2 separate regions of the Homo sapiens genome follow, and region 1 is linked to region 2. A link is a loop called in an ENCODE intact Hi-C map of the cell type or tissue named here. Cell type or tissue: ascending aorta. All regions are shown on one strand. Links, peaks and the distances in the headings refer to the core of each region. The heading gives the core; the rest is flanking DNA. Region 1 has its middle 5.6 kb from the start of MIR4444-1. Region 2 has its middle 12 kb from the start of NRAL.

Region 1 (5,387 bases), core at 105-5,104, 710 kb before region 2:
ATGGGAGGAGGGAATGAGGGTCCTAGGGTGAGATGGGTGGCAGACAAACTTTATAATCTATATCAGGCCCTCTCCTTTATATCATGACATACAGAAAATAATCATTTTTGTACAGCATAGTAGGGTAAACTAGAAGATATTTGGAGGCATCTAAGTGGTGGTAATGTTTTAAGCATCTGATTTTGATAAAATACAAAGTATTAGGAATGATATTAAATATTGAATTTGCATAAAACTTTCAAATTAAAATTTTCCGTGTTTTTTAGTGATCAACTTGAACTTGTTCCTGTGAATACATTTTGATATTAGGTTTTATGGTTGAAGTGGCTTTATGCAGTTTCTGATCTAGACTTTTTTTTTCTTGAGACAGAGTCTCACTCTGTCACCCGGGCTAGAGTGCAGTGGCATGATCTCGGCTCACTGCAACCTACCACTCCTGGGTTCAAACAATTCTCATGCCTCAGCCACCCAAGTAGCTGGGATTACAGGCCCATGCTACCATGCCCGGCTAATTTTGTTTTTGTTTTTGTTTTGAGACAGAGTCTCTTGCTCTGTCGCCCACGCTGGAGTGCAGTGGCGTGATCTCTGCTCACTGCAACCCCTGCCTCCTGAGTTCAAGCTATTCTCCTGCCTTAGCCTCTCAAGTAGTAAGGACTACAGGCGTGCATCACCACGCCTGGCTAATTTTTGTATTTTTAGTGGAGACAGGGTTTCACCATGTTGGCTGGGTTAGTCTGGAATTCCTGATCTTAAGAGATCCGCCCGCCTTGGCCTCCCAAGGTGCTGGGATTATAGGCGTGAGCCACTGTGCCTGGCTGGAAGAAGGTAACTCATTTTGTTTGTTTTTGAGACAGAGTCTCGCTCTGTCACCAGGCTGGAGTGCAGTGGCACAATCTCGGCTCACTGCAACCTCCGCCTCCCGGGTTCAAGTGATTCTCCTGCCTTAGCCTCTCAAGTAGCTGGGACTACAGGCGCTCACCACCACACCTGGCTAATTTTTTGTATTTTTAGTAGAGACGGGGTTTCACCACGTCAGCCAGGATGGTCTCCATCTCTTGACCTTGTGATCCACCCGCCTCGGCCTCCCAAAGTGCTGGGATTACAGGCATGAGGGAAGAAGGTAACCCTTAAAAGGGAGGAATTGTAATAAACTATAAGCTTTGTTATGTGCCATTATATTCAGAATATACCAAAGCTTTATTTTCTAAAATCTTGATTTTTAAATAAGGAGTTTATAAAGTAAAACACACACAAAAAGTCTTTCCCCACAAAATCCTATTACATAGATTTGACCATGATCAACAACTTATTACATATCCTCTCACATTTTCTTGTTGGCCTAATCAATGCTTATATATATGAAACAAACATATTTGTTTTATTTTTACCAATGTATGTCTAACTATCCAGATTGATTTGAAATTTCCTTTCTCTTCCACTTAACAAAGTTATTTACCAAACTCTTACTATGTGCCAGGCAATGCTAGGTGCTGGAAATTCATCATAGTCACTCACATTATTGAATACTACTGTATACCTTGTAATGGGCCACGTACATTATGTTCCTGATTTCATTCCCTTAATAAACTTAGGAGGGTAAATTCTCCCTAATCTGGGATGTAGGAAAGTTGAATACATTGACTAAAATTATATAGGCCCTGCAAGTAAAGTGCTGAATTAGAATGTCATATAATCACTGTATTTACATTTTAATATTCTTGAAGGTAACAACCTTTTCTTTAAAAATCTATCATACATTTGTGTTGTTCACTATGTTTCTTATGTTTCCAGAGACCACTACAGTGATTGGCTCTGTAGTAGGCAATTCACTTATTTATGGAATATTCAACATTAGATATATGAATCATGGATGACATATTTTGGGTCCCCTTCAGTGCCCTGTTGGACCTTGATATGGTTTGGCTCTTTGTTTCCATCCAAATCTCACCTTGAATTGTAATCCCTGTAATCCCCACATGTCAAGGATGGGACCAGGTTGAGGTAATTGAATCATGGGGGTGGTTTCTCCCATGCTGTTCTCATGATAATTAGTGAGTCTCGGGAGATCTGATGGTTTTATAAGCATCTGGCATTTCCCCTGCTTGCACTCATTCTCTCTCCTTCTGCCCTATGAAGAGGTGCCTTCTGCCATGATTGTAAGTTTCCTGAGGCCTCCCCTGCCATGTGGAACTGTGAGCCAATTAAACCTTTTTCTTTATAAATTGCCAGTCTTGGGTATTCATGGCAGCATGAGAACGAACTAATACAGACCTACTGCATAATTTGTGGAGCCATGTGCAAAATGAAAATGCAGGGTGCCGTGTTCAAAAATTATTAAGAATTTCAAGACATGACATCAAAGTATTAAGCCAAGCCAGGACCCTTATAAGTGCTGGACTCTGTGCAACTGCAAAGGTCATATGCCCGTGAAGTCTGCACAGTGCCCAGTACAGTGCCCTGTCTAGAGCAGGTACCTGGTCTCTTTTCAGAAATTTATTCACTTGCCATCTTGTATTTACTTCCACTTTCTTGTCAGCACTCATTTCTAAAGTGTTCCTAATCTAGTTTCTGTCACAGGCTGCCACTCATTTCTTAAGTGTTCCTAGTTTCTGCCACAGGCTATCGAAATTGTTTTTCCAAGGTCACAAATGATTATCTGTCAAATTAATATCCCTATTCTTAAATGTTAATCCTTCCTGACCTAGGGATCAACATTACTGCCTGTTCATCCTTTTTTTTTTTTTTTTTTTTTGAGACAGAGTCTTGCTCTGTTGCCCACGCTGGAGTGCAGTGGCACGATCTTGGCTCACTGCAACCTCTGCCTACTGGATTCAAGCGATTCTTCTGCCTTGGCATCCCAAGTAGCTGGGATTACAGGCATGTACCACCACACCTGGCTAATTTTTATATATTTTTATTTGTTATTTTTTGAGTTGGAGTTTTGCTCTCGTTGCCCAGGCTGGATTGCAGTGGCGCGATCTCGGCTCACTGCAACCTCCGCCTCCCAGGTTCAAGTGATTCTCCTGCCTCAGCCTCCTGAGTAGCTGGGATTACAGGCACACGCCACCATGCCCAGCTAATTTTTTGTATTTTTAGTAGAGACAAGATTTCATCATGTTGGCCAGGCTAGTCTCAAAACTCCTGACCTCAGGTGATCCACCTGCCTCAGCCTGCCAAAGTGCAGGAATTACAGGTGTGAGCCACCACACCCGGCCCTGTTGCTTCTTTTTGATGTTTTCCTTTTTTGTCTTTATTAAGGACATTGGTTTTTCCCTTTAGTTCATCACTGCTTCCTTCTGGATCCTTCCCTTTTTCGTTTTCTCTCTCCTCTTGTTTCCATAAGGTTTTGTCACACTGAGGTATAGAACTTCCTGAGAAACTTTGTGAAATGCACCCATTGTTCTCCTACGAGTGGCCACTTTCCCTGGGAAAAGTATGAGGTGGTGTAAGTGCGTGAGAACTCTCAGGGGATTTGTACATGCCTCCTAGGAAGCTAAAGAAGAGGTTAGGCCTGATTAGTGTATTTGTTAAGATGACAAGATATATCACTTCCTTCTCCCAACACACACACACACACACACACACACACACACACACACACACACACACCACAGTTGAATGATTTAGAGATTGAGGAGGTAATTTGATACAAAAAGTATTAAGGAGTCATTCACAGGGACTTACGTTCTCTTTCAGACAAATCCCAATTTGGAAGTCTGAAAAGGCTGAAATCTTTTTAGTAGGTGCTTTACAAATGACTTTCACATAAAACTTTGATTAAATTAATTAGTTACACTTTTCTCTTACTAACTTGTCTTCTGTTATAAGAGTGTTGGCCATGACCCTTACAATGGGTAAGGAAAGGTGTCACACCTCCACTTTTTTCCCCATAAAATTGACCTTTTGAAGAGATCAGGACAAATGAATTTGTAGGATGCTTTACATTTTGGGTTTATTTGATTGTTTTCTGCAGGTGCGATTTAACTAGATTCTCTGTCTCCTTCATTTCCTATAAATTGGAAGGTTAAATCCAAACTCTTATTAACTTCAAATTAATCAGGTTGAGCAAGAGTATATCAGAGGTGATGATGTGTAGTTTAGATTGTTGTGTCACATTACGCGGCACACAATATCAGATTGTCCCGCTATTTGTGATGTTAAATTTCATCAAAGTGGTAAAACCCTCCTTTGTAATGAGAAGGTCATCTCTGAGGTGGTACTTTGGTCCCATGCAAATATTGGACCCCAAAACAACCTTTCCCATTATGTGTTAGCATTTTTGATCACCCTTGACTGAATTATTATTTCATTGGGGATGACAGAATGATGACTTTTCTAATTATATCATTTCTTCTACATTTATTAGCTAGCATTTGTAAACACACACACACACACACACACACACACACACACACACACACAAAATGTCTCTTCACCAACTGGGAATGAACTACAATTCCTCCTTAAAAGACAGGGTAGGTACTTTAATTACCAATTTTCAGAATAAGAAGTTAGTATAACAGTCACCTTCAAAGGTGGCAAATTATCTTTTTTCTCTCTCTCTCTTTGAGTATCACTATAGATTCATGGGTTTTTATTTATTCACTGTTTTATAATCAATTGCAGTCATTATTCCTTTTGATATTTAAATTGCCCCAAATTTGGCCTCTATGTCCTTTTGAGTTCTCTGTCAGGTGCATATGAATTTTATTAATCAAAACAAACTCTATATGGTGGAATTTAGGCAACATTTGGAAGAGATTTGGGGATGAGGAAAGGGACAGAGTGGCCTCTAAATAGGTAGGCTATCACTGCCAGCAAGATTGTCCTTGGAGTCAGCCATCGTAGGCACATCTCGACCTGGGAGTCTTTTCTTCCTTCACATTTAAGCCCCAGATTTACAAAAAAGCTCCATTGTTTTCTGTAATTAATTGGCAGTGAGAGACCAAAATTACTGTATGAATGTTTGGCTCATTTGTAAATTAAGGCCTGCTTATCTGTGTAGGAATGGTGAAGATAACTGTAACCCAAATGTAATTCATTAAAGGGAAATACTCATCAGTAGCAATATCGGATATTAAATGAGGAAAATATGTTAGTATGTAGTGACATGAGACTTCTGACTGAGATGTGAGCAAGAAAACAGATCCACGGGACCCTCCACACACAGAAACTGAGCTGTTCTGTGCCTTGTTCGTTTGTGTCCTGCTGAGTTCACATTAACAAATGAATCCCAGAATCTTAGCTCTCCCTGGGAGATCTATGTCTTAAGAAAATTTCTTGTGACAATAATACCTTAACCCAAAGCAAACATTTTCAAATGGTGGGAATAAGAGTCAGTGAAGCAAGTCAGTGGAAGAATTTGATTTTGGACAGAAACTCTTTCA
Region 2 (5,387 bases), core at 188-5,187:
CTAACTCTACATGGGTTAGCAATGGCTGACTGGGCACAGTGGCTCACACCTGTAACCCTAGCACTTTGGGAGGCAGAGGCGGGTAGATCACGAGGTCAAGAGATTGAGACCATCCTGGCTAACACAGTGATACCCCATCTCTACTAAAAATACAAAAAAATAGCCGGGCGTGGTAGCACGTGTCTGTAGTCCCAGCTACTCAGGAGGCTGAGGCAGGAGAATCGCTTGAACCCGGGAGGCGGAGGTTGCTGTGATCCAAGATCGCGCCACTGCACTCCAGCCTGGGTGACAGAGTGAGACTCCGTCTCAAAAAAAAAAAAAAAAGGCTAATAGCAGACTTATTTTGAAAATGCTTGCTAGCTATTTTTCCATCAGTAGATGTTACCTGGTAGTTTGCCTCATAAATATTGTATCATTATGATTCCTAAGATCTCTGTCAGAATTCTTAACTTTTATGACAATAGGTAACTTAGAACCACTTTGCCAGACATTAGTAAGTAATGTACAAAATAAGTGACTTACAAACGGGTTGTAGCAATCTAAATCATGTCTGCTAAACAACTGACGCTGGGCAACAGTGAGAATCAGAGCTTGAGTGCTGCCTCTGTGAAATGAAATGAAATCAAATGAGGACGGCTTTCTGGTTCTTTGTCTCACAGTGAATGGCTACAGCAGCCACTTCTTTTGATTAAAAACAGCTTCTTGAAACAATAAACCCAAGAAAAAAACTATAAAAGGCAAAAATACAAATATAGTCATTTTCTAACAACACCTATTATACTGTCTGCTGAATGACTCTATTAGAGTAAGCTGAATGTCTAGTTCTCTAAATTTTAATTTCTTTGTATTCCCAAAGCAAAGCAACCTTATAAAGAACTAAGGCCATCCCTTGAGGGTAGAGAGACCCAGAAACAAATTACTCTTGGAGATACTACCATTCAAGTTCCCATTGAAAACATTTTTACACAGAAGAGCCCAGATTAAAGTAAATTTCAAGGGCAAAAAATAAATCAAATTTTAGAAATTAGAACTTTAGCAAAGTTGCAAATAAAAGGATGAAAGGGTGTTGCTTGGGTGATGGTGAGAAGTTTAGGCATTTTTTTGGATATTTCTTTTATTTATTTGATTCATTTTAATCCTCTGTCTTTTCTACCAAGGATTGGAGATGGCTTACAGATATACAACAAAAAATAATTCTTAAAAATTGAAGGAGTCTAACTAAACATTTTGGATAAGAAACTCTAAGTGATATTAAGAGAGAGGAATGTAGACCATATGGTAATGTAGAGCTGCTCCCAAGCTTCCTAGCAGCCACAATAAAAGGGGAAACAATCATTTATAAGACTCAGCATGTCAACAAGACAAAAGCAAACCAAAAGTTCAGGAGAATCACACTTCCTGAAACTGAAACTGGAAGCATTTTCCCCATAGCTTCTCGTAAAGAGGATGCCCAACAGCATCCCGACAGCAGATACAACCAGGAGCTCCTACAGGCAGGTTCATCCTCTGGTGTCTGCGATGAGATCAGGCCAAGGTGTGATTTAGTGAGCATAATTCTAAAGAAGGTGGGTTACTGTGATTGTTCCAGAATAATCTAAGGCAGTGGCTTCAACCCTAGCTATGCATTAGAATCTTAACTGGGGATCTTTGAAATATCCTGATACACAGACCATACCCCAGGCCAATTAAATCAGAATCTCTGGGGATGGGTCCTAGGAGCCAGTATTAAAAGAAAAGAAAAAACAGTTTCCCATGTTAGTACAGTGTGCAGACAGTGTCAAAAGCCACTGTGATCAAGAAATACCCTTCTTTCTCCCACAGGCACCTCCCCAGTTCAGCCTCAGAAGCAGAACACACACACCCCCACCCCCATTGTGAGACTCCGGACAATATACAAGTCTCAACGCAGGTTTGAGTTTTCATTTTCTCCTGTCTTTGCAAAGGATGGTTCTGGCTATAGCCCTCTTCCCTGGAAGCCTCTCCACACTCTTTCTGCCTTGACTCTGACATAGCTCTTGCTGTCAATCTCCATACATTAACTTTTCATCCAATGATAATGTGAACTGTAATTTTTAGGTAACCATTTGTCTCTTTAGTCACAGTCACACAACACAGACACAACTCATAGTTTTTCTTTTCTGTTTGTAAATAATGTAGACCCCCTCATGCATTTTGACAGATACTTTAGATTGGCTAACTCAGTACCCACTCCAATGCTTCCCCTCTGCCATTTCCTCTGCTTCCACTAGAAGGGCTGGAAAATCAACATACCTATCCAGCTTCCCATATCACCAGGGGCGACCACACAGCACTGTCCTGGTCATAGATACCAGCAAGGCCCCTGGAGAATACTCCTGTTCCTAAATAAAAAGACAGCGCCTCACAAAGAGAAGGTTTCTCTTGTCTTCCTTCTTCCTGCCTGGGAGCAGCCAATTTTCAATCACACAGATGAAAGGACATACCATGCATGGAAAGGGAACTACGGTGACCACACGGAGCAATGGCACGAGCCCTAAGCTCCTTACCCTGGGACTTCTTGTAACATGAGGAAAATAAACCCCTGCTACCTACAATCACATGCAATCCCAGCCAACACATAGTATCACTAGACAAGTTCATTCTAACAGAGCTTTCAAATAGCAGTTACAATCCTCTATTAAATAAACCTAAGGTACATATGTAGATGTGGGCATAGCCCTAAATGACTGACAGATTTCAGTAGGGAAGTGGAGTGTGGTGGCACCTACCTGTAGTTCCAGCTTTGCAGGAGGCTGAGGCAGGAGCAGCACTTGAGCCCAGGAGTTTGAGGCTGCAGTGAGCTGTGCTCACACCACTGCACTCCAGCCTGAATAAAAGAGCAAGACCTCGTCTTAAAAAGAAAAAAAAATCAGCAGGAATAAAGGATTTCACTAATCTACCCAATTCCTTCTCGTCTGCTACAAGTTAATATGATTGTGCCTTTTTCTCTGCCCTAAGAATTAAGAACAATAGGGAAGCTCCTCTTGTCCCTGGAAAGGAGAAACAACTTGTTTTGTAATCCAAGGATTACAGAGCAGAGGAGTTAAATTGACTAAGACAAGGAAAGGCCTTAAGGGTGAGAACTGGACATGGTCCAATCCAAGGGAACAGAAGTATCCTCCCAAAACAAGATAGGAAACAAAGGGTTGTGACAAGTTCCTCAAATGACAGCCTGTGTGGTAAATGAGGGTAAGAATCATGACTCTGAGGGCTGGCAGGGTGCCCTATGGGTTCACCCAAACAGCCCTCTGTGCCAATGCTGAACAGCACTTCATTTAGCAGAAGTCTTATTACAAAGATTAAAGCCACCACGAGCTAGAAACACAGTGTTCCGAATTTTCTTGGCACCACCTAAATTCCAGGGTTCTTACATAATTCATTGGAGGGGGAAGGAACCCCTTAAATAACTGATAGTGAACCTGCTTTGTTAAGTGGAAACTTAGAATGAATATGACTGGGAAAAACAAAGAATTGTGAGGGTTGATGGTTCTTGCATCCGAGCACTAGAGAATTCATTCCTATTTCCCAGTTGATTATGAAAAGAGGTGTCCATTCTGCGGCATAATCTTGGGAGCAACCCAGTAGCTAGGGAATTAAATTTATCTGAAGATAATTAAGCCTTGGAGTAAAGGTTCATATTTGGTTCTGATCAAACTAGAGAAAGGGTTGAGGAGGCCATGTTTCCCTTCTGGTGATGCTGTGGACTCACAGAATTGGAAAATGGAAGGAACTTGAAAGATCACCCGGTCTCACAACTCATGATGTTCAAATAATGCCTTCCCCAACATCTCCATCAATCATACCTACTCAAGCCTTGACTTCCAAGCTCAAGGTGCTGTGTTCCTACCCTGAAGATACTAAAATTAGGGAGGTGAGAAATGAGTGCATAAAGGTTCCTAACAACATTGGTTTTGGTGGGAAGTGGAACAAGAAAACAGAGTAAAGTCTGGAGTAGGAGGTTGTCCCCAAGGAAAAAGATCTTGAGTGAGGGCCTCTTGGGAGTGAGAGTTAATAAAAAATGGATCATAAGATATTCAGGGAAAACCTTGGTAGAGTGGGGACAGACCACCAGTTTCACAATGTTGCTGTGGACTGATTGTCAGGGAAGGGTCATACAAAGGGCTAGCTAAGGTGGCCAACGGAAACAAGAAAAAGGAGTTAAAATATGTACTAGATGGGCAATGCTGTATTCGCAATTCGAATCCTACTTCCTCTTTTCTTCTGTAAAATTAATTTTCCCCAGGAAGATTGTTGCATTTCTTCTGGAGTTTTGAAGCCATTAGGAATGCTCTTAAGTTTTTCCACCACCATTTTCCAGCAATAAACCTTACTGAATCAGGCAGCAGTCAGCTCTCTAAGCATTATGTAGAGGGTATGAGGGCAATTTGAAAATTTTATGGTCTGAAAAGTGGGCCTTAGCACTTTAGCTTTTATTCTCTGAAAGATCGTATAAATCCCTCTTCATTTAGCAGTTTTCAAGGAAGTGACAGCTTTTGTTAGTCAGGATAAAGTGAGATTAGAAGTAAAAATTTTACCCATTAATCCTCACTGATTAAAGTGAAACTAGAAATCAAATTGTTACCAACTGTGCACTAATTTCAGCTTAATTCTTTGGCAAGAGGTGTTGGAAAGTTTCAACTGGCTGCACTAATTCACAATACCTTACTACTGATGGCAGAATGTCAAGGTCTCCTTCCCTCCTGGGCCCAGGGTGTGAACAATGACTATTTCAAAATCAGTCCAGTAAGATATAAACATTAAATCCTTAGCTATGTTGTTCCTCAGCCATCAGTTTCACACCACTCTCTCTCTTTATTCGCCACCAGCCTCCTCCCACTCCACCAACAGTGATGAAAAAATATCTCCCCAGAGACTACAAAATCACAGCCGAATGGCTGGCCTCTCCGCATCAAACAGAATGTCTGCAGCATCAGAGCAGGTGTCGCCCCACGCAAGCCGTTTCTATTACAGCGCTGGTAGTGGAAGAGAGTCTTCATACAAATAAGCCACATCAATTCATCAATCAAAATGAATGCATGTACTAATTAAACTAGCAAAAATTTAAAAAGGCATTTGTGTTGCAGGAGGGGAGAATAGCATAGGGAGGGAGACAGGGAGTTAAAATTCAGAGGAAGTGAAAACTTGACAGGCACAGCACCGAATAGAGAAGGCAGTAAATATATGGCCAGAATTTATAGTATTTTCTCACCTCAAAAATAAGCCAACCAACAAACAAGTGGCTCGTATACACACACACACACACACACACACACACACACACACACACACAGTGCCCTCTGGATTGTGAACATTCACTGAGGAGGCCTGTGAGCAAAGACAAGCCTCTATCTCTCTTCTTCACATCTACT

The links. Peaks named below come from ENCODE experiments on the same cell type or tissue, not always from the same donor. Only the 100,000 strongest peaks of a DNase experiment are listed, where the experiment ranks them.
Region 1: it touches region 2 in a loop (10-fold over the local background); 1 of 110 quality-filtered maps calls a loop at or near these places.

The regions. Positions count from the first base shown.
Region 1 is chr2:177,204,444-177,209,830 of GRCh38, reverse strand. No RefSeq gene overlaps it. Among named protein-coding and RNA genes, the nearest start is that of MIR4444-1, 5.6 kb to the left of the region's middle. RefSeq lists an enhancer at 4,680-5,387. In ascending aorta, for the core only: no CTCF peak of the experiment used is centred there; no DNase peak of the experiment used is centred there.
Region 2 is chr2:176,492,931-176,498,317 of GRCh38, reverse strand. No RefSeq gene overlaps it. Among named protein-coding and RNA genes, the nearest start is that of NRAL, 12 kb to the left of the region's middle. In ascending aorta, for the core only: no CTCF peak of the experiment used is centred there; a DNase peak (open chromatin) is centred at 3,247.